2 separate regions of the Homo sapiens genome follow, and region 2 is linked to region 1. A link is an interaction called in ENCODE POLR2A ChIA-PET data of the cell type or tissue named here. Cell type or tissue: A673. All regions are shown on one strand. Links, peaks and the distances in the headings refer to the core of each region. The heading gives the core; the rest is flanking DNA.

Region 1 (9,979 bases), core at 1,411-9,410:
GACTTCAACCTGATATTCCTCTTCTTTTGGTCCAGACCCTCAAATTTTAAAAGTAGCTTCAAGTTAAGGAAAGGTCATTTTTCCACAGTTCAGTTCTCTGAAAAACTTCCATCTCCCACTGAAAGTCACAGTCCAGGAGTGAAGTAATCACATGCTAGAACATCAGGGCCAATTGGAAAGTCATTATGAACACTTGCATTGGTCGATCTTATTTATCACCACAAGCCTGAAAATGCAATGTCCTGAAAAAGGTGACCTCTCTGTGCACACGTAATTTTTAAAAAGGAGAGGGTAATATGAAGGGGACTGAGGCTTGATCACCAAAAATCAGCACAATGAAAACAAACAATAATGAATAATGAGCACTAGAATTCAAATTACCAGATGTTTCAAAGAGATGGGGTGCCAGTTTTCAATTCCGTTTTGAACACCACATTACAAAAGAACTATTTTTAAAAATAAAAAAGGATTGAGGGAAAAGAAAAAAAATAAAAAGAATATCTAAACTGTTGAATGACCCCCCGTTTGTTCCTGATAAACTTCAATCACATCTTCTTCCTCCATTCCCAGCTGTAAGAGGAAAGAAAAATGTTAGACTATAAAAGCAGTTTTTAAATTGACTACAATTACGTGGCCACTAATTTAAAAGTGCAAAGAGATCCAAATGTGACCCATACTTACACTCCTCTAATATTAAGAATCCTGTGTTCTTTAATCTAAAGAATATAGAGGTGTCTTTCCTTCTGATTCTGTCTATTTAGTTATGCATCTTACTTTCCTGAGTCAATTTCACTTCCCAGTTTATTCGCTATATAAAACTGAAGTGTTTTTGACAGCCATGTTAAAGAACTTTTAAATCTAATGAAACATGTATTTAATAGTTTAAGTGATAGTTTAATAGGATATATCTAATTTGGTGTTTGTTTGTTTTTGTTTTTTGAGACAGGGTCTCATTATATTGCCCAGGCTGGAGTACAGTGGCACAATCTCAGCTCACTGCAACCTCAGCCTCCTGGGCTCAACCTCAGCTCACTGCAACCTCAGCATCCTGGGCTCAACCAATCCTCCCAGCTCAGCCTCCCAAGTAGCTAGCACTACAAGCGTGCGCTACCATACCTGGCTACTTTTTCTATTTTTAGTAGAGATGAGGTTTCGCCATGTTGCCCAGGCTGGTCTCAACTCCTGACCTGCAGTGATCCAGCCCGCCTCAGCCTCCCAAAGTGCTAGGATTGCAGGCGTGGGCCACTGTGCCTGACCAAAAAGTTTTAAATTTTATAGGTAACATTTTTGTGCAGAATTTTAAATATGAAAATAAAGTATGTTAAGAAATCTAAACATAACACATGTGAATTTAGGATTTTAAAGTGATCAGAATGGCTCTAGTAGTGTTAAGCTATCTTGGTTGTGGAACATATTTGAATATTTAAATAATTATTAAACATGCTTTTAGGCCAGGTGCAGTGGGTCACACCTGTAATCTCAGCACTTTAGGAGGCTGGGGGGGCGGCAGATCACCTGAGGTCGGGAGTTCGAGACCAGCCTGACCAACATGGTGAAACCCCGTCTCTACTAAAAATACAAAATTAGCCAGGCGTGGTGGTGCATGCCTGTAATCCCAGCTACTCAGGAGGCTGAGGCAGGAGAATCGCTTGAACCCGGGAGGCAGAGGTTGCGGTGAGCCAAGATTGTGCCATTGCACTCCAGCCTGGGCAACAAGAGCAAAACTCCATCTCAAAAAAAAAAAAAAAAAGATGCTTTTAAAACAATTTTAATTGCCCATATAGCATGGTAAATACTGCAAGGAATAAAATTCCAAGTGTTATTAGAAACCTTCAAAACAGGAAGACAGCATGAGTCCTTGAGCTATAAAGAATATAAAGCTACAAACTTCAAGAAGTACATTAACAGAGACAAGTGAACAACAGCACAGGAGGGTCACTCCCTAAAGACCTACTGTCTCCCACTGCACCAACATTCCTCTGAAAAAATAATCTCTTAATTACAAGGAATGTGTAAGGCATGTGTCAGTAAAATGTATTAGATATCTACTGTATGGTCCCAGAGATTATGCCAAGTTAAAGGAAAGTAAAAGATGAGTTTGGAACTTCTTACTGTGCCAGAAAGTAAGGAAGTGTTCAAGAAGGTGGTGGACACTAAACCTAAGGGGAATATTTGATGAGAAAGGGGATATTCGCATAGTTTCAAAGTGTGTCCCCTCAAATTACTTAATTGTAACAGGAAAAACAGTTAACTACAAAGTAAAAAAAAAAAAAAAAAAAAAGAGACAACACTTAAACTAAGTGATCAAAGCCTGGGCACATAGGGAGACTCCATCTCTACAAAAAATTTAAAAGCAGAGCATGGTGGCACATGCCTGTAATCCCAGCTATTCAGGAGGCTGATAGTGATAGGATTGCTAGAGCCCAGGCATTTGTGGCTGCAGTGAGCTATGACTGCATTCTAGTAGTCATACTAGAAAAACATAATATTTTTTTTTTTTTGAGACAGGGGACTCCTCGCTCTGTTATCCAGGCTCGTCTCGAACTTTTGGGCTCACTCAAGTGATCCTCCCGCTTCAGCCTCCCAAGCAGCTAGGACTATAGGCGTGCACCACCAATCCCAGCTATCAAATGCTGCACAATGTTATTTTATTTTATTTACTTTATTTTTGAGACAGGTTCTCACTCTGTCACCTAGGCTGGAGCACAGTGACATGACCAGGGCTCACTGCAGCCTCGACCTCCTGGGCTCAAGTGATCCTTCCACCTCAGCCCCCCAAGTAGCTGGGACTACAAACATGCACCACTAAGCCTAGTTAATTCTTTTTTTCTTTTTTTTTGAGACAGAGTCTCGCTCTGTTGCCCAGGCTGGAGTGCAGTGGCGTAATCTCGGCTCACTGCAACCTCTGCCTCCCGGGTTCAAGCGATTCTTCTGCCTCAGACTCCCGAGTAGCTGGGACTACAGGCACATGCCACCACGCCCGGCTAATTTTTGTATTTTTAGTAGAGACGGGGTTTCACCATACTGGCCAGGCTGGTCTCGAACTCCTGACCTCGTGATCCGCCCACCTCGGCCTCCCAAAGTGCTGGGATTACAGGCATAAGCCACTGCACCTGGCCAAATTTTTTTATTTTTAGTAGAGACGGGTTTTCGTCATGTTGCCCAGGCTGGTCTTGAACTCCAGGACTCAAGCAATCCACCCACTTTGGCCTCCCAAAGTGCTAGGATTACAAGTATGAGCCACCGTGCCTGGCCCACATGCTGTGCAATTTTAATTGGTGAATCTAAGGAATAGTTATACAGGAGAGTATTACACTATTCTCACAATTCAGTAAGTTTGAAATATTTTCAAAATAAAAAGTTAATAACCCTATATTGTTCCCACTATCAGAAATATCAGTAATGTTACTCTGTGTATGAAGGGAATCTATGTATATAGATACACACACACATACACACACACACACACTACTTTGAGATATCTCTATAGAGGGAAGATGGGTGGAATATAAAAGCAAAGCAAACTGCTCATAGAATAAAAAAATCAAATGAAGACAGAGAAGCATAAAAAAATAGGGTAAAACAAGATGACAGAGCCAAATATATTAATATACACTATGCTTCTGTATTAACATTCTCAAAATAGGTCAAAAATGAAAATCCAGCCATTAATGTTACCATCACCATGAAAGTATACCAGAAATTTACCAAATTTGAGGAACATTTGTCTATCTTCAAAAAGGATGTAGCATGTGACCTATGACAATTTCAGTACTCATTTTGTTTCTACCACCCTTTTTATTGGCACTTTTAAAGGCACTATAGGGGAAGTTCAACCCAAAACATTATTTCTTCTCTCCAACAAATGATATGCCATTTAAATCAGAGAATATTCAAGAAAAGGGCAGTTTTAACACCAGTGAACCAAACTGCTCAAAGGAGAATTTAAATTTTTTCTTGACTCAGGAGAAAAGTATACTCACTTCTTTTGGAGTATGATTATCAGCAATTCTCTGACCCTCAAAGAGAAACCTGAGTGAATTCATTGGAACACCCTAAAAAGGTAAAGATAATAATAATGCATACATACACACACAAATATTAGAAAACATAATGGTAACTTTGATGCACAAAAAGCAAGCATGAAAGCCTTAGAACACTACATAGAAAATAAAATTAGACAAGCTAATTCAATCATAAATACTATATACTGTACTGAGTAGCAACTATTTGCAAGGCCCTCCCTGTACCAATTCTTTACATACATAATCATAAGTGTTAAACACAACAACCCTGGAAGGTAGGTATTACCACCTTATCTTCATGTTACAGCTAGGGAACCTAAGGCTTGGAGCTAGCCAAGAATTTAAGCCCAAACCTGTTTCTAAGCCTATGCTCTTGACCACTACTCGATTCACTTTGCCCTAAATCTGTAAGCTAGAATAAAAGATCAGATCAGAAACTGGACGTGCACCCTCACTAGCTTCCAACTATACTGGCGAAATTGGTTTTAAACAGATTACATCATAAAATTTGGTAAAGCACAAATGGCTAGCTAGCTAATCTACCATAAACCTGGATGGCATAGATAGCGCAATATTACAAAATATATTAGTATACATTTTTCTAATCACTCTTCAACAAAAATAGCTGAAAGGGGAGACGGCTCACTTGAGGTCAGGAGTTTGAGACCAGCCTGGCCAACATTATCATAAAATCTGGTAAAGCGCAAATGGCTAGCTAGCTCATCTACCATAAACCTGGATGGCACAGATAGCACCATAAATATTACAAAATATATTAGTATACATTTTTCTAATCACTCTTCAACAAAAACAGCTGAAAGGGGAGAGACGGCTCACTTGAGGTCAGGAGTTTGAGACCAGCCTGGCCAACATAATGAAACTCCATCTCTACTAAAAATACAAAAATTACGGGGCAGGCGCAGTGATTCAGCCTGTAACCCCAGCACTTTGGGAGGCCGAGGCGGGTGGGTCACTAGAGGTCAGGAGTTCAAGACCAGCCTGGCCAACATGGTGAAACCCCATCTCTACCAAAAATACAAAAATTAGCCTGGCGAGGTGGCACGCGCCTGTAATCCCAGCTACTCGGGAGGCTGAGACAGGAGAATCACTTGAACCCGGGAGGTGGAGGTTGCAGTGAGCCAAGGTCGTGTCACTGCACTCCAACCTGGGCAACAGAGGAACACCCTGTCTAAAAAAAAAAATACAAATACAAATACAAAAAAAAATACAAAAATTAGCCAGGCCTGGTGGCAGGTGCCTGTAATCCCAGCTACTCGGGAGACTGAGGCATTGGGAATCACTTGAGTCCAGGAGGTGGAGGTTGCAGTGAGCTAAGACGGCACCACTGCACTCCAGCCTAGGCGACAGAGTGAGACTCTGTCTCAAAAAAAAAAAAAAAAAAAAAATCAATTCCCTGGCCTACAGATGGGGGGCGTAGAGACTATATGAATTTTCTTCAGAGTTATGAAAATTAAATGACGATGAATCTTTTTTTTTTTTTTTTTTTGAGACAGTGTCCCACTCTGCCACCCAGGCTGGAGTGCAATGGCGTGATCTCGGCTCATTGCAACCTCCGCCTCCTGGGTTCAAACGATTCTTCTGCCTCTGCCTCCCGAGTAGCTGGGATTACAGGCGTGCACCACCATGCCTAGCTAATTTTTGTATTTTTAGTAGAGACAGGGGTTTCACCATGTTGGTCAGGCTGGTCTCGAACTCCTGACCTCATGATCCGCCTGCCTCAGCCTCCCAAAGTGCTGGGATTAGAGGCGTGAGCCACTGTGCCTGGCCAATAATGTATCTTAAATACCTATGGCACAGTACACATAATTGAGATTTCAATAAATGTTTCTTTCCCCTGATGAATTTCATCTCAATTTTAACACCCAAAGTTATTACAAATGTGAAGTAGTTGAACCCCAATTAATGTGATTTTATTAAGTTAAACAATTAAAATCTACAAAAACAGAAGAGACAAAAATGCTTATTGTTTTACTTATCCTAACACCTAGTTTCTCTTTCTTATAATAAGTTTTTTTTAATGTGAGTTACAAATTTAAACTGTTAAAAGCAAACCTTCTAAAAATGAAATCTACAGGCCGGGCACGGTGGCTTATGCCTGTAATCCCAGCACTTTGGGAGGCCAAGGCGGGCGGATCACAAGGTCAGGAGTTCGAGACCAGCCTGACCAACATAGTGAAACCCCGCCACTACTAAAAATACAAAAATTAGCCGGGCGTGGTGGTGCATGCCTGTAATCCCAGCTACTCGGGAGACTGAGGCAGGAGAATCGCTTGAACCAGGGAGTCACAGGTTGCAGTGACCTGAGATCACACCACTGCATTCCAGCCTGGGCGACAGAGTGAAGACTCCATCTCAAAGAAATAAATAAATAAATGAAAATAAAATTTACAATACCTGAGTTAATATTATGTAATATAATTCAATTTTTTTTCTTTTTTTTCTTTTTTCTTTTTTTTTTTTGAGATGGAGTCTTGCTCTGTCACCCAGGCTGAAGTGCAGTGGCATGATCTCAGCTCACTGCAACCTCTGCCTCCCAGATTCAAGTGATTCTCCTGCCTCAGCCTCCCGACTAGCTGGGAATTACAGGCATGCGCCACCATGCCTGGCTAATTTTTGTACTTTTAGTAGAGACAAGGTTTTGCCATGTTGGCCAGGCTGGTCTTGAACTCCTGCCCTCAGGTGATCCGCCCGCCTCAGCCTCCCAAAGTGCTGGGATTACAGGCATGAGCCACTGCACCCAGCCTATAATTTAATTTAAGACTGATTAAACATATATTTCTTGCTTATTAAATCATAATTTCACTTAAACTATATCTTGGTTGTCTCATATTAATTCCAATTACATTTATTTTCAAAACCTATTTTATAAGGCCAGGCCTGGTGGCTCACGCCTGTAATCCCAGCACTTTGGGAGGCCGAGGTGGGCAGATCACCTGAGGTCGGGAGTTCGAGACCAGCCTGACCAACATGGAGAAACCCCATCTCTACTAAAAATACAAAATTAGCTGGGCGTGGTAGTGCATGCCTGTAATCCCAGCTACTCGGGAGGCTGAGGCAGGAGAATCACTTGAACTTGGGAGGCGGAGGTTGCAGTGAGCAGAGATCGTGCCACTGCACTCCAGCCTGGGCAGCAAGAGCAAACTCCATCTCAAAAAAAAAAAAAAAGAGAGATAATATACTAATAATACTACTACTTAAATTTAACATATGGCTAAACACTCATGATTAGAAGTACAAAAACAATCCATAGTAATCACCAAAAAATTACTTGCCTTTTTTGCTATATATACTGGTAAGCCATCAAGACAGAAACATTCATTTGAGCTCGCTTTTACAATTCTGAGTTACTTTTCAAACTAGTTCCCATCTTACGAATTCAAACTTTAAAATGGGCCACAAGACAAAAAAAGCAGTTAAGCAGGGTACAAGAAATGATAGAGTGTTTTCCTTGAGTTGCTAATGGTGAAAATAATAAAACAGGATTTTTCTTCTGACAATCTTCTATAAAAAAAAAAAAATTAACGACAAAGCATTGTACTTAATACCAAAATGGACGAACCTGTCTTTGACAGTATGATTCTTTGAGTTTCTTGAGATGTGTTGTCATTTTCACTTTGAAGTGAATCTCACTGCTATCCTAAGGAGATAAAAAAGAAAAAAATTATCCCTCTTTGTATAAATCATTTGCTTTACTTGAACCAAACTATTTAATTACACATATAGTGCAAATAGAAACATAAACCTTGTAACCTGTATTTTTCCACCACAATATTCTTTTTAGCATTCTTAACAGGTTTTCTTAAAACAGTGTAATCATCCTCAAAGTTACTGTATACCCATTACAAAAGAAACCGAGTAAAACAAAGTTAATCAGTCTTGAGTGTTAAAATTATCAGTATAAGTAAAAGTCTAAGTAAATGCATTCCTTCATTTGCCATTCTATTGTCAAAATAAAAGATGAACTATCGCATCTTTTATTTATCCCAATAGCAACTCAAAACAAAAAGTCTGTCCCCCCAAGTGAAGTGTCACTGAAGGTGGTCGCCTAGGAGAAAAGCAGTTAATTAGATAATAATTAATTGTATAAAATTCAATTTTATACAATAAGCGACTGAGAAATTTATTCCTGCCATAAAAAATCACCACATGGGGCTGAGCGCAGTGGCTCATGCCTGTAATCCCAGCAATTTGGGAGACCAAGGCAGGCGGATCACAAGGTCAGGAGTTCAAGACCAGCCTGGCCAGTATAGTGAAACCCCGTCTCTACTAAAAATACAAAAATTAGCCAGGCATGGTGGCACACACCTGTAGTCCCAGCTACTCAGGAGGCTGAGGCAGAAGAATTGCTTGAACCCAGGAGGTGTAGGTTGCAGTGAGCCAAGAACACGCCACTGCACTCCAGCCTGGGAAACAGAACAGTACTCCATCTCAAAAAAAAAAAAAAAAAAAAAATCACCACATGGAATCTGGTTTCTCTCACATGAGTAAAATGAGTAAGAACCTGAGTTAGTCAAACTGATTTGTGAGACCAAAAATTATTTTATTCTGCTCAGATTGTGAAACAAACTATCAGCCAGCCAATCCTCAGAAAAAATACTGTTACTTGCATAATGTAAACTTTCAAAGCCAAACTTCATGACTACATATCACATTCACAAATGTGTATTTGCAGAAGCTGCACATTTACAGTATTTTTCTTGTGACTGTAACTATGAAGAAATAAAATTATCTTCACATAGATCATTTCATAAACAGATAAAATTCTACAGCAAACCTCATGCTATACATTAAAATCAATTCCAGGCTGGGCATGGTGGCTCATGCCTATAATCCCAACACTTTGGGAGGCCAAAGCAGGAGGATCATTTGAGTTCAGGAGTTCGAGACCAGCCTGACCAACATGGTGAACGCCATTTCTACTAAAAATACAAAAAAATTAGCCAGGCGTGGTGGCGCATGCCTGTAATCCCAGCTACTCGGGAGGGTGAGGCAGGAGAATCGCTTGAACCCAGGACGCGGAGGCTGCAGTGAACCTAGATCTCGCCACTGTACTCCAGCCTGGGCAACAGAGTGAGACGCCATCTCAAAAAAAAAAAAAAAAAATCACTTGCAGATGAATTAAAGAGCTAACATTAAAATTTTTTTGGCCAGGTGCAGTGGCTCACTCCTGTAATCCCAACACTTTGGGAGGTCAAGCCGGGCAGATCACGAGGTCAGGAGTTCAAGACCAGCCTGGCCAACATGATGAAACCCTATCTCTACTAAAAATATAAAAAATTAGCCGGGTGTGGTGACAGTTGCATGTAATCCCAACTACTCGGGAGGCTGAGGCAGGAGAAGTGCTTGAACCTGGGAGGCGGATGTTGCAGTGAGCCGGAAGTACCACTGCACTCCAGCCTGCATGACAGGACAAGGCTCCACATCAAAAAAAAAAAAAAAAAAATTCTCAATATTTTCCCCTCAAGGGAGAATTTTTTTCCCCTAATTTTGGCCTTGGGATGCCCTATTGCAAAGCATGATTTTAACCTAGAAACCATAAAAAAAAGAGGTGGATAAATTTGACTTAATAAAAACATAAAACGTCTGTATAGTAAAAGATGCCATAAACAAAAGTTAAGACATACTGGAGGAAATATTCATAACATGTAACAGACAAGGAAAATGAAGACAATATTTTTAAAAATCCCACAAATTAATAATTCTTAAAAAGACATTCCATGGCATATGGACATATAGATAGATCAATGGCATAAAATTGAGAGCCAAGAAAAAACCCTTATATCTATAGTCAATTTTTTGACAAGGATACCAGAACAATTCAGTGAGAAAAGGACAGTCTTTTCAACTAATGGTCTGGGACAAACACCCATAAAAAATTATTCAAAATGATGAAAGATTTAAATGTAAGAGCTAAAACTATAAATAAAACCATA
Region 2 (9,979 bases), core at 565-8,564, 62 kb before region 1:
ATTCTCCTGCCTCAGCCTCCCAAGTAGCTGGGATTACAGGCGCCCGTCACCACACCCGGCTAATTTTTGTAGTTTTAGTAGAGTCGGGGTTTCGCCATGTTGACCAGGCTGGTCTTGAACTCCTGACCTCAGGTGATCCACCCACCTTGGCCTCCCAAAGTGCTGGGATTACAGGCTTGAGCCACCCGCCTGGCCAAGAGGGTCTTTTTAAATGGTAAAAACAGCCAATGTTTTTGAGTTTTACTATGCACAGGGTTTAGGATTATCTCATCCTTACAACATCCCCATGTAGTTGGTACAGTTATTATCCCTGTTTACAGATAAGGAAATAGATGTCAGGACTAATAGGGCCCCTTTCACACATGAACCGCACTTTAAAGAGGCCTAGTCATTTGGAAATCCAATAAAGCTGCATTTAAATCCCAACTTCTAGGCCAGGAGTGGTGGCTCACATCCATAATCCCAGCACTTTGGGAGACCAAGGCTGGAGGATTACTTGAGCTCAGGAGTTTGAGACCAGCCTGGGCAACAAAGTGAGACCCCATCTCTATAAAAAAGTAGCAGCCGGGTGCAGTGGCTCACGCCTGTAATCCCAGAACTTTGGGAGGCTGAGGTGGGTGGATTACGAGGTCAGGAGATGGAGACCATCCTGGCTAACAAAGTGAAACCCTGTCTCTACTAAAAATACAAAAAATTAGCCAGGTGTGGTAGTACTCACCTGTAGTCCCAGATACTCGGGAGCCTGAGGCAGAAGAATCTCTTGAACCCGGGAGGTGGAGGTTGCAGTAAGCTGAGATTGCGCCACTGCACTCCAGCCTGGGTGACAGAGCAAGACTCCATCTCAAAAAAAAAAAAAAAAAAAAAGCCAGGTGTGTTGGTGCATATCTGTAGTCCCAGCTACTCAGGAGGCTGAGGCAGGAGGATTGCTTGAGCCTGGGAGGTCAAGGCTGCAGTGAGCCATGGTCATACGACCGCACTCCAGTCTGAGTGACAGAGCAAGACTCTGTCTCAAAAATGAATAAAATAAAATAAATCCCAACTTCTTCCTTATAGGCTATGTGGCTTTAGGCAGGCTATTTAACCTCTCTGAGGCACAGTTTCCTCATAGGGTAATAATATTTCCCTCATGGGGTCATGATGAGGATGAGATGAAACATATTGAAAGGGATTCACACAATGCTTGGCAGTAGGCAGCCCCCAATACGTTATAATCATTACTGTTGTACTCCCCTGTCCCTTTCCTTGAAAGCCATTATAAAACAGAACTTGGAGCTTGTATACAATCTAAAGGTTTAGACATGGAAAAGGAGAAGCTTGAAAAGCAGGAATAATTTAAAGGAGGACAATGAGTCAATCTACCAATTGTTCCTCCCTTTCCCATCCCCAACCCCCAATTCAAGCATCCCTCTCTCTGCCTCCCAAATATCCTCCATGCCTTCTGGAGTGTTCACTGTGTTTCACTGTTTAAAATTCTAACCATTAGAGATTATTTTGGGTTCCTCATACCTCTTTGTGAAAGTTTCTTAATTGCTTTCGCCATATACCTAAGGGCGCACAGCTGAAGGTCTAGGGGCAGAGGGGAGGCAGGGAATTTGGGGGCCAGGAGCACTGTGTCAGCAGGGCACCACGGCCCACAGCACAGGGCTGCAGAGGAAAATGTAGAGGTCGGAGGACAGAAGAGCCCAGTGGAGGGGAAGGGGTCAGGAAAGTGTGGAGGGCCAGGAAAGTAAAAGAAAGGACATTTTTCTTTCTCTTCTTCCAGCCTTCTGCTGTCACGCATGACCAGGACTACTTCAACTCCATAGTCCGGCTGAATTTGGGTTAAACTTTTATGGGCGAGTCTGGGAATCAAAACACCATTTTTTTTTCCTAGTAAAAATCGACTGATTTAAAAATGACCTTTTCACAGTGGAATCAGTTTGCAAGTTGAGATTCCCTGTCTGTCGGTTGTCAGATTGCAAAAGTCCCACCAGACCCAACAAAACAAGGAAGTCACACAGTTTTGAGTTCAAGTTGTGAGTTAGAAGGAGCTGGGGAGTTGTTCAGATTTCCCACCTTTCACCCCTCGACGTCCCATCTCCCAGTCTAAAATAGAATGTGTCATCTCTCAAACACAGGCACAGTTCCGGCCTGAATACAGCTAGCCACCCCCTCACAGAAAAAGCTGGCTTCTACCTCCCTTGGGGCAGAAGAGATCACTGTTTTGGCTTGAAATTTTTCTCCTCCAGCTCCTGCTGAGCCAGATAAACAGTGATTCTGTTGTATCAACAAAGCACGTAATAATGTTGAAGACAATAGCAATTAGAACTCACAGCTAAGATTTACTTATAGTAGAAGCTCTGGAATGAAAGTGTCCAGAGTTTCATTCAGAATTTCCTGGAAGAGAACAATGAGCTTAGCCCCATTTTCTAGGTAGGGAAGCTGAGGCACAGAATGACTTAGCCAAAGTCACGAAATGAGCCCCTCACAGGAGCAAAGATTGGAGGTTGCCATGTTTCTCTTCCGAGGCTCATGTTTGCTAGCTGTTCGGCTAATTTGCTAAACACTCAGGAGGATGTCAAATCTCCTTCTATAAAGTTGAGGACATTAAAAAATAGATGAAGACCAAAATTCCTGACAGGCGGAGAACAAGAAAGCTCTTGTTTGGCTACCAAACTAACTGTCTCCACCGTGCCTACTTGTGGAGCCCTCGCAAAACGGCCCACTCAGCCCATTTCACCAGCACCAAATTCCCTGCAGAATGTAAAAAGTGGGCCCAGACCTCACGTGGCCAAGAAGAGCAGGATGACCCCAGGTGACAGGTGCTAGACTGCTGGGCACATTTGTGTGGGTGGAAGCCCGCTGTGGCTCGGGGGTTCTGCTGCTCCTCAGAAAGAGGCTATGCGGCCAGGCTGGGTTGCTGAGCTGAGATCCCAGGCGTCCATCTGACCTCCTGCACACTGGAGGCCTCCTCCCTTCCAGCCAGGGAAACCTAGACAGAGACAGAACCTCAAAGTGAGGACTTTGGGGGTGGCCAGGGTGGTCGGCCTTGCCACAGACAGAGTGCCCTCCAAGTCAGCCTGAGGTTGACAATGTATACAACGCCCGGCCCATTCGGATCCCCTTCCTAGGCAGTCCCATCTCAGGGAGCCCACGGAGTCCCAGGTACGCTCAGCCCCACGTCTGGCCCCATTCCCACTGCCCGCTTTTAGGTCCGCAGGCTGCCATGGGCAAGGAACAACAGGGCCCGGGAAGGCCAAACACGGGGAAAGTTGCCAGGCCCTTTGCTCCTGCAGGAAGGGCCCCTTCCAGGATTTAGTTCCCCTACCCTAGCAGGGGGCGGGAGGACAGGGAAGCTCAGAATCCCAGCCCTCCTTCTCCCCTACCCCCAGTGACTAAATCTCTCAGATCTCTGTGTGCCCCTGGGACTCAGAGCCAACCAAGGGGAGTCAAAGGACAGACTATCAGCCAACGAGGGGAGCCTGGGGGTCAGAGGAGGGACTGACTCTTCCTTTTGTTTACTCACAGGAGGCGACAAATGCCCTTTGTGCACAGAGGTTTGATGTGGCAACTTGAGAGACCACCTAAGGGTTTCAGCAAAGGCTCCCCCGACCCGCTCTTCAAACGTTAAGATAATGGCGGGGTGTGTGCCCCAGCACATTTCAGATCTTGGTTACAAAGGCCCTCCTCCTTTCTGTTTTCTTCCTCCAGCTCAGCTTGCCCGCAGGTTCCCGGAGCCTCTTGGCAGCCTGTTCTCCGGCAGAATGAAGTTGTGAGCTGCGTGGGAGGGAGTTAGACAGTGAGAGTGTTGCAGCCTCCTTAATGAGAGACAATCGCTCTTCTTGGAGCCATTAAACCGCAGCTACAAAGATGGGGAACCCCAATTAGAAAGGAGTGGGAGAAGTAATGAGGAGGGCCGGAGGGACACCTACAGGACAGATCCTTATCTCTGGTGGCTCTGTGGGACCCAGGGTGGAGACACAGCCACTTGGGTTTAGAATTTCATCTCCTTCTTAAGGTTAGACTTCCCAAAGTCTGTTTGGAGAGCCAACCCATGGTAGTGACCATTTAAAATATAACAGTTGAAAGGAGGAGGAAAAATTACTGGGGAGAAGGATTTCTCCCTGGGTCTGTAGCTCAGATATTATAATCCAAGAGTAAGAAAGGAAACAGTAAGATGCGTCTGTAATTTTAATGGATGTTCTCTTTAAGTTTTGCTATATTATATATGTGTGTAAGTCTAGATATTTGTACGGAACCAATAGCTCTCCCTTTTTTCTGTGTGATAGCTCAACTGAATCACATTGTGTTTACAGCAAGATAATAATCCTGGATTTTCCATGGCTCACTCTGTCAGAGTATAAGATTAGCTCTTGAATTCATTAACAGTCATCTCCTTTTAAATGTCAGATAACTTTTTAAATGCCAAGTATTTACGCAATGCCTTCTGTGCAATTCAAATCAGCTTTACCAAATTAACTCGTTAATCTTTATTGTTTCATTTACTAAAGAGAAAGGCTTCCAGGTGTTTTTAGCAGAACATAAAAATATTAAAGTATTTGCAGTACAATATAGGTGAAGGGATGGGTTCTGTTTTTCTGCTAAACATTTCACCATTCCATCAGTTTTTTTGGTTTGTTTGTTTGGTGTGGGGTTTTTTTGTTTGTTTTTTTGTTTTTTGTTTTTTGTGTTTTTTTTTGAGACAGAGTCTCGCTCTGTCGCCGAGGCTGGAGTGCAGTGGCGCGATCTCCGCTCACTATAACGCTCACCTCCTGGGTTCAGGCAATTCTCATGCCTCAGCCTCCCAAGTAGCTGGGACCACAGGCTTGCACCACCATGCCTGGTTGATTTTTGTATTTTTAGTAGAAATGGGTTTTGCTGTGTTGGCCAGGCTGGTCTTGAACTGCTGGCCTCAAGTGATCCAGCCACCTCAGCCTCCCGCAGTCCTGGGATTACAGGCATAAGCCACCGCACCTGTCCATTCCATTAGTTTTTAAATCATCTCCACCAAAGTATTCACATAAAAGAAACAAAAAACCTTCAGGCATCTCTGCTTTCTTCAGTTCCCCCATTTTCCTTCCCTTCCATTTAACCTTGTGTTTTCTTCTCTCTCCTGTACCTTTAGAGACCTTGACTCCTGATCACTATTTATTCTTCTGTCTTTGCTCTCAACATACCCAAGAGCTGCAAGTGTCAGTTTTGATTGCTCTGCCACTCAGAAAACAGAGGGGTGCCTCATGGGGTCAAGGATGGAGCCCAGAAGACTGGGGCAGACAGGCCTAGAAATCAGGAATTCCAATTTCCTTTTAAAAGATCCCCTGCTTACCTCTAAATAATCAGACCACAGGGCCAGGCACGGTGGCTCACTCCTGTAATCTCAGCACTTTGAGAGGCCAAGGCGGGTGGACCACCTGAGGTCAGGAGTTCGAGACCAGCCTGGCCAACATAGCAAAACCCCATCTCTACTAAAAATACAAAAATTAGCCGGGCATGGTGGCACACACCTGTAGTCCCAACTACTCGGTAGACTAAAGGAGGAGAATTGCTTGAATCAGGGAGGCAGAGGTTGCAGTGAGCCAAGATTGCGCCACTGCACTCCAGCCTGGGCAACAGAGCAAGACTCTGTCTCAAAAAATAATAATAATAATAAAATAATTCAATAAATAAATAATCAGACCACAGAGATACCAGCTACCCTGATTGCTAAAGATAGATTCATCCAGGGCTGGCTCCAGCTTGTCATCCAGCTCTCTCCTCAGAGCAGCCTCCTCTGACCATTTAAGCCAAGCGGCCACCCCCTTCCCATTACCCTCCCTCCTAGCACCATTGTGTTGTCTTCACAGACTAGTCACCACCTAAAAGCATCATCTTGCTTATGTGTGTGTTTGTTTGTCTGACACATAGTAGGCACTTAATAAATATCAGTTTAATGGATAAATGAAAAACCAACCAAGCACGTGACTTTCATTTTTATTTTTGTATTTGTTATTACTTTTATATTTATTTATTTTAGAGACAGGGCCTTACTCTGTTGCCCAGGCTGGAGTGCAGTGGCATGATCATAGCTCACTGCAGCCTCAAACTCTTGGGCTCAAGGATCTTACCACCTCAGCTTTCTGAGTAGCTGGGACTACAGGCACACACCACCACACCCAGCTAATTTTCTTTAAATTTTTTTGTAAAGACAGGATCTCACTGTGTTGCCCAGGTTGGCCTCAAACTCCTGAACTCAGGCAATCCTCCTGCCTCAGCCTTCCAAAGTGATGAGATTACGGATATGAGCCACTGCACCGGACCTAGCATGCGACTTTCTTTCCTGCTTTCAATTTTCTGACTTTTTCTTCTCCCATCACTACCTCTTCTTTATATGTTTAATCTTTTTTTTCCTCCCATATCCCAAATCCCCTTTCACTATCATTCATTCATTAGAACACTTGAACGTAATGAGCAAAAACAGTACTTCACATTCCAGTGGGTATAGAGCCTTCACTCAAAACATTCCATCAAGTTAGAATTGATGGCCTCTGAACATTAGGGAGATGAGCCATATGGTCAGGAGAATTGTTTTATCGAAAGATTTATAGGTCAAGTGCTTTGGGGAGACTTTTCTCAAAGCCTCTCAACTCCCCCACTCTTCAATCTGAGCCCCAAATAAGGAGTTAAAGTAATTTCAGGCGTTGGAACTCGTCTTGACTATGCCTTTTGTTCTCCCATCTAACACAAAATCTTCTCTTGGGGATAATGGAGAAATTTCCCTCAAATCATTATCATCTGATTTCTATTATTCTATCCAGTGATTCATGCATGATTGTGGAGGCTAGAAAGCTTGAAATGCCTTGTCTGAGTCTAGCTTGGACCAAATGCTTTCATTTTATCGAGAAATGGAGAGGGACTGTCTCACCCTGAAAAGCTAATCAGATATGTGGCTGAGATGATAAAAAAATTGGATGTGTGTTTATCCAGAAAAATCTTTATCTCTAGCCACATTTCAAAGCAAAAGAAAAGGGTGTGGGTGTTCATTGGAATGATGACTGTTTGTGGGGACTCACCAATTGTTAATTCATCATTAATGTTTAAAAGTAATATAAATGTTATGGGAGGGAGAGTTTATGACTGCCCAGGGAGATGGCCTTCTGAGAGTCTCCTAGAAAATATGGAAATTATCAAATCCACACTCAGGGTGATCTCATGACATATTAATGTATGTGACCCCAGCAAATTTGTCCCAAAAATAATAAATTTTATCTTTGGAAATGAGGAACCAGTGCTACCTAGAGGACTGTCTTCTGGAAGTCAACACATACTTCCTGTAAAGGTATCTTCACTGCTCCCTCCTCCTTTGAATTGAGGTGGGCCATAACCTGTTAGTTACTCTTTTGTTCAGCCAATATGTATCAAGTGTGTGTTCATTTCCAGACCCTGTGCCAGAAACTGCTGGGACAATGGGAACGGAACAGCCATGGTTCCTGCCTTCAGGGGGCTTCCAGTCTAGAGGAGGAGGAGAGATGGCTGCACAAGCCTCAGCAATCATTGTGGTCAATGGTGGGGAGGTGCTCATGCTCTGGGTGGTCACAGGGGCACAGGGAAGCCATACTTGAAAGATGAAGAAGAGTCAGAAGAAGGGGAGAGGGAAGGACACTTACAAAGGTCTTGCTCCAGGAGCTCAAGGGCTGGTGCCCATGTGGCCCTCTGCACCTGCTATTCCCATAGCCAAGTAAACACTTCATGCAGATAGACCTTAGAACCTTCCCTCACCATCTTCAGAGCTTTGCTCAGTCATTGCTTTTTCATGGGACCTTCCTTGACTCTCTGCTTAAAATTGCAGCCTCCACTTCCATCCCCAGCTATTCCCTCAGCCCACTTTGTGTTTTATTTTTCTCCCTGTCACAAACCACCTTCAGATGTACTTATGTTCCACTTCCTTATTGATTCTGTCTTCCCTTTCAGTGGAATGGATGTGCACTCTTCATGAGGGTGGAGACTTTCATCCCTTTGGGCACTGCCCTATCTGCTCTGCCTGGCATAGAAAAGACACCCAATAAATATTTGTTGTGTGACTAAATGAAGCAGGAGAGATCATCCAGGGCCAGGCAGGAAGGGCTTATAAACCTTGTAAGCCAGTTGGCCTTCCTCTTGAGGACAATGGCCTTTGAAGGTATCAAGCAGAGAAGTGATATGGTCCAGTATGCATCTTCGAAGGAGCAGCCAGGTTGCAATGTGGGGCATGGGCTGGAGGGCAACTTCAGATCCAATTCTGTGGTGTCCTGAAATGTGACACCCTTTGTACAGCCCAGAAGCTCGGAGAGCCCCCGGGGCCTCCCAGACTCCTCTGTTAGCTCATTCTTCTTTCTGTCTCTGCTACATTTGTTCAAATCAGTCTTCCTAACATATCAAATTCATTTTTGTCATCTTGGAAATAAACTGGAATCTTGCTATAACCATATTTGCTGCAAAGCAGATTTGATAACCATTCAGCCACTATATAAGTATCAAAAATATCTCATTAAAAAGGAGCCTTCAACAGATGGTAATTTTAGCTCTGCCATATAGCAGCTAATGGCTTTGGGCAAGTTGCTTAACCTCCCAGAGCCTCCTGGTTTCCTGTCTGTATAATGGGAGTAACAGTACCTGCCTTACAGGGTTGTTGTGAGGGTTAAATAATTAAAGCCCTGGGACCTAGGAAGGTCCCTTTTTCCACTTCCGTAGGCATTAATTAATAAACAGTCTTGGGCTATTTTCTCTCTATAGGGTCCTCTGTGTCTTCAACAGTAACAATAGTTGCTGCGTATTATTGTTTCAATGATTTTTAAAATTGCCTTCTGTAAATATTTGGGGATTTGGACTAGCTCTTGTTGCACTGTATATCATTCATATGAAAGTTCGGGCTTTCTGCTTCTCTTCACAGGGAGCCCAGCAGTCCTTGGAGGCAGCAGCTCAGAAGACAGGAGAGCCTCAAAGTTGTATAAATAAAGCGCTGATATGTTCAAACAGAAAAGAATTTTACACGCGCAAGCTGCACATCGACATGACGCCGTTCCTGAAGGTGATCTCACACTGAGAAGACGAGGGGTTTTATAGACACAAACACAGGAATTCCAGTTAATACACTTCTGCATGGTACAAAAACAGCTTCAGAAGTCCCTCAGAGCTCCTGCATTATCAGAAGGGACAGAAAATAGGCAGTTTGTAGCAGATGAAGAAAGAACAAATTAGGACAGTAATCACAGCCAGCCATCGGGGACAAATCAGTCGGGTGTCTGGTTTGGGTGGTGGGGGACAGGGAACAGAGAGGAGAAAGAGTAACTTTAAACCACCTCATAAAACAGTCAAATATAATTCATTTTATCTTGACAGTAGCTAAAATAATTGTTACTGTTTTACCACTGTCACTTGGTAGAGTTGATATTACTACTATAGAGAAGACTGATTCTTGAGTTAACTATTTAGACGTCAACTGCAAATTCCTTTCTGGATATCTGGCCTTGCTTTCTGTTCTCTAAGAGTTCATTGATCTCACAAGCTCAGCTTCATTTCAAGTTAAGGGTTCTGAGGGTTTCTATAGTGAGGGTGGCATTTGTCCATCTTTGCAATACTCCCTCCCACCCCAGCATCGAACACAGTGCCCGACACATGGAAGGTGCTCATTAAATGCTCCATGAATTGGCCCATCCTTTTCATCGCACACTCTCTGGTTTAGGGCCCCTTTCCTACCCATTCTTTGCCCTCCTCAGAGCTTACTGAACTGGAAATAAATAGCCATGGAGTGAAAGAAACTGACCAGGAACACAGCCAGGCCTGGCATGGAAGGATCTCAGATCCTTCATAGTACCCTTGAGGAAATATTCCAGGCCTTTGATAAGAAATGACTGAGAAAGACAGGAATGGGGCAGAAGAAACCAAATACTTGCGGAGTGCATGATGGTGGCTCTATCTAGTGCTATAGACTGGCAGGGCCTTTGGAGGTCATGAGGGTCACCCTCCGAATTCCCTGGGCTGCCCC

Evidence for each region. Peaks named below come from ENCODE experiments on the same cell type or tissue, not always from the same donor. Only the 100,000 strongest peaks of a DNase experiment are listed, where the experiment ranks them.
Region 2: POLR2A ChIA-PET joins it to region 1 with 8 read pairs; 2 of 35 experiments call an interaction of 5 or more read pairs at or near these places.

What each region holds. Positions count from the first base shown.
Region 1 is chr2:202,206,752-202,216,730 of GRCh38, forward strand. It overlaps SUMO1 (small ubiquitin like modifier 1), which reads right to left. Exons shown (of 5, transcript NM_003352.8): 3 at 7,606-7,683; 4 at 3,984-4,055; 5 at 1-570. The coding sequence ends at 502. Among named protein-coding and RNA genes, the nearest start is that of SUMO1, 27 kb to the right of the region's middle. In A673, for the core only: a CTCF peak has its summit at 5,443; a DNase peak (open chromatin) is centred at 1,960.
Region 2 is chr2:202,145,789-202,155,767 of GRCh38, forward strand. KIAA2012 reads left to right here. Exons shown (of 24, transcript NM_001277372.4): 14 at 8,885-9,022. Among named protein-coding and RNA genes, the nearest start is that of KIAA2012-AS1, 34 kb to the left of the region's middle. RefSeq lists an enhancer at 3,315-4,168. In A673, for the core only: a CTCF peak has its summit at 3,904; a DNase peak (open chromatin) is centred at 3,753; H3K4me3 peaks cover 694 bases; H3K27ac peaks cover 992 bases.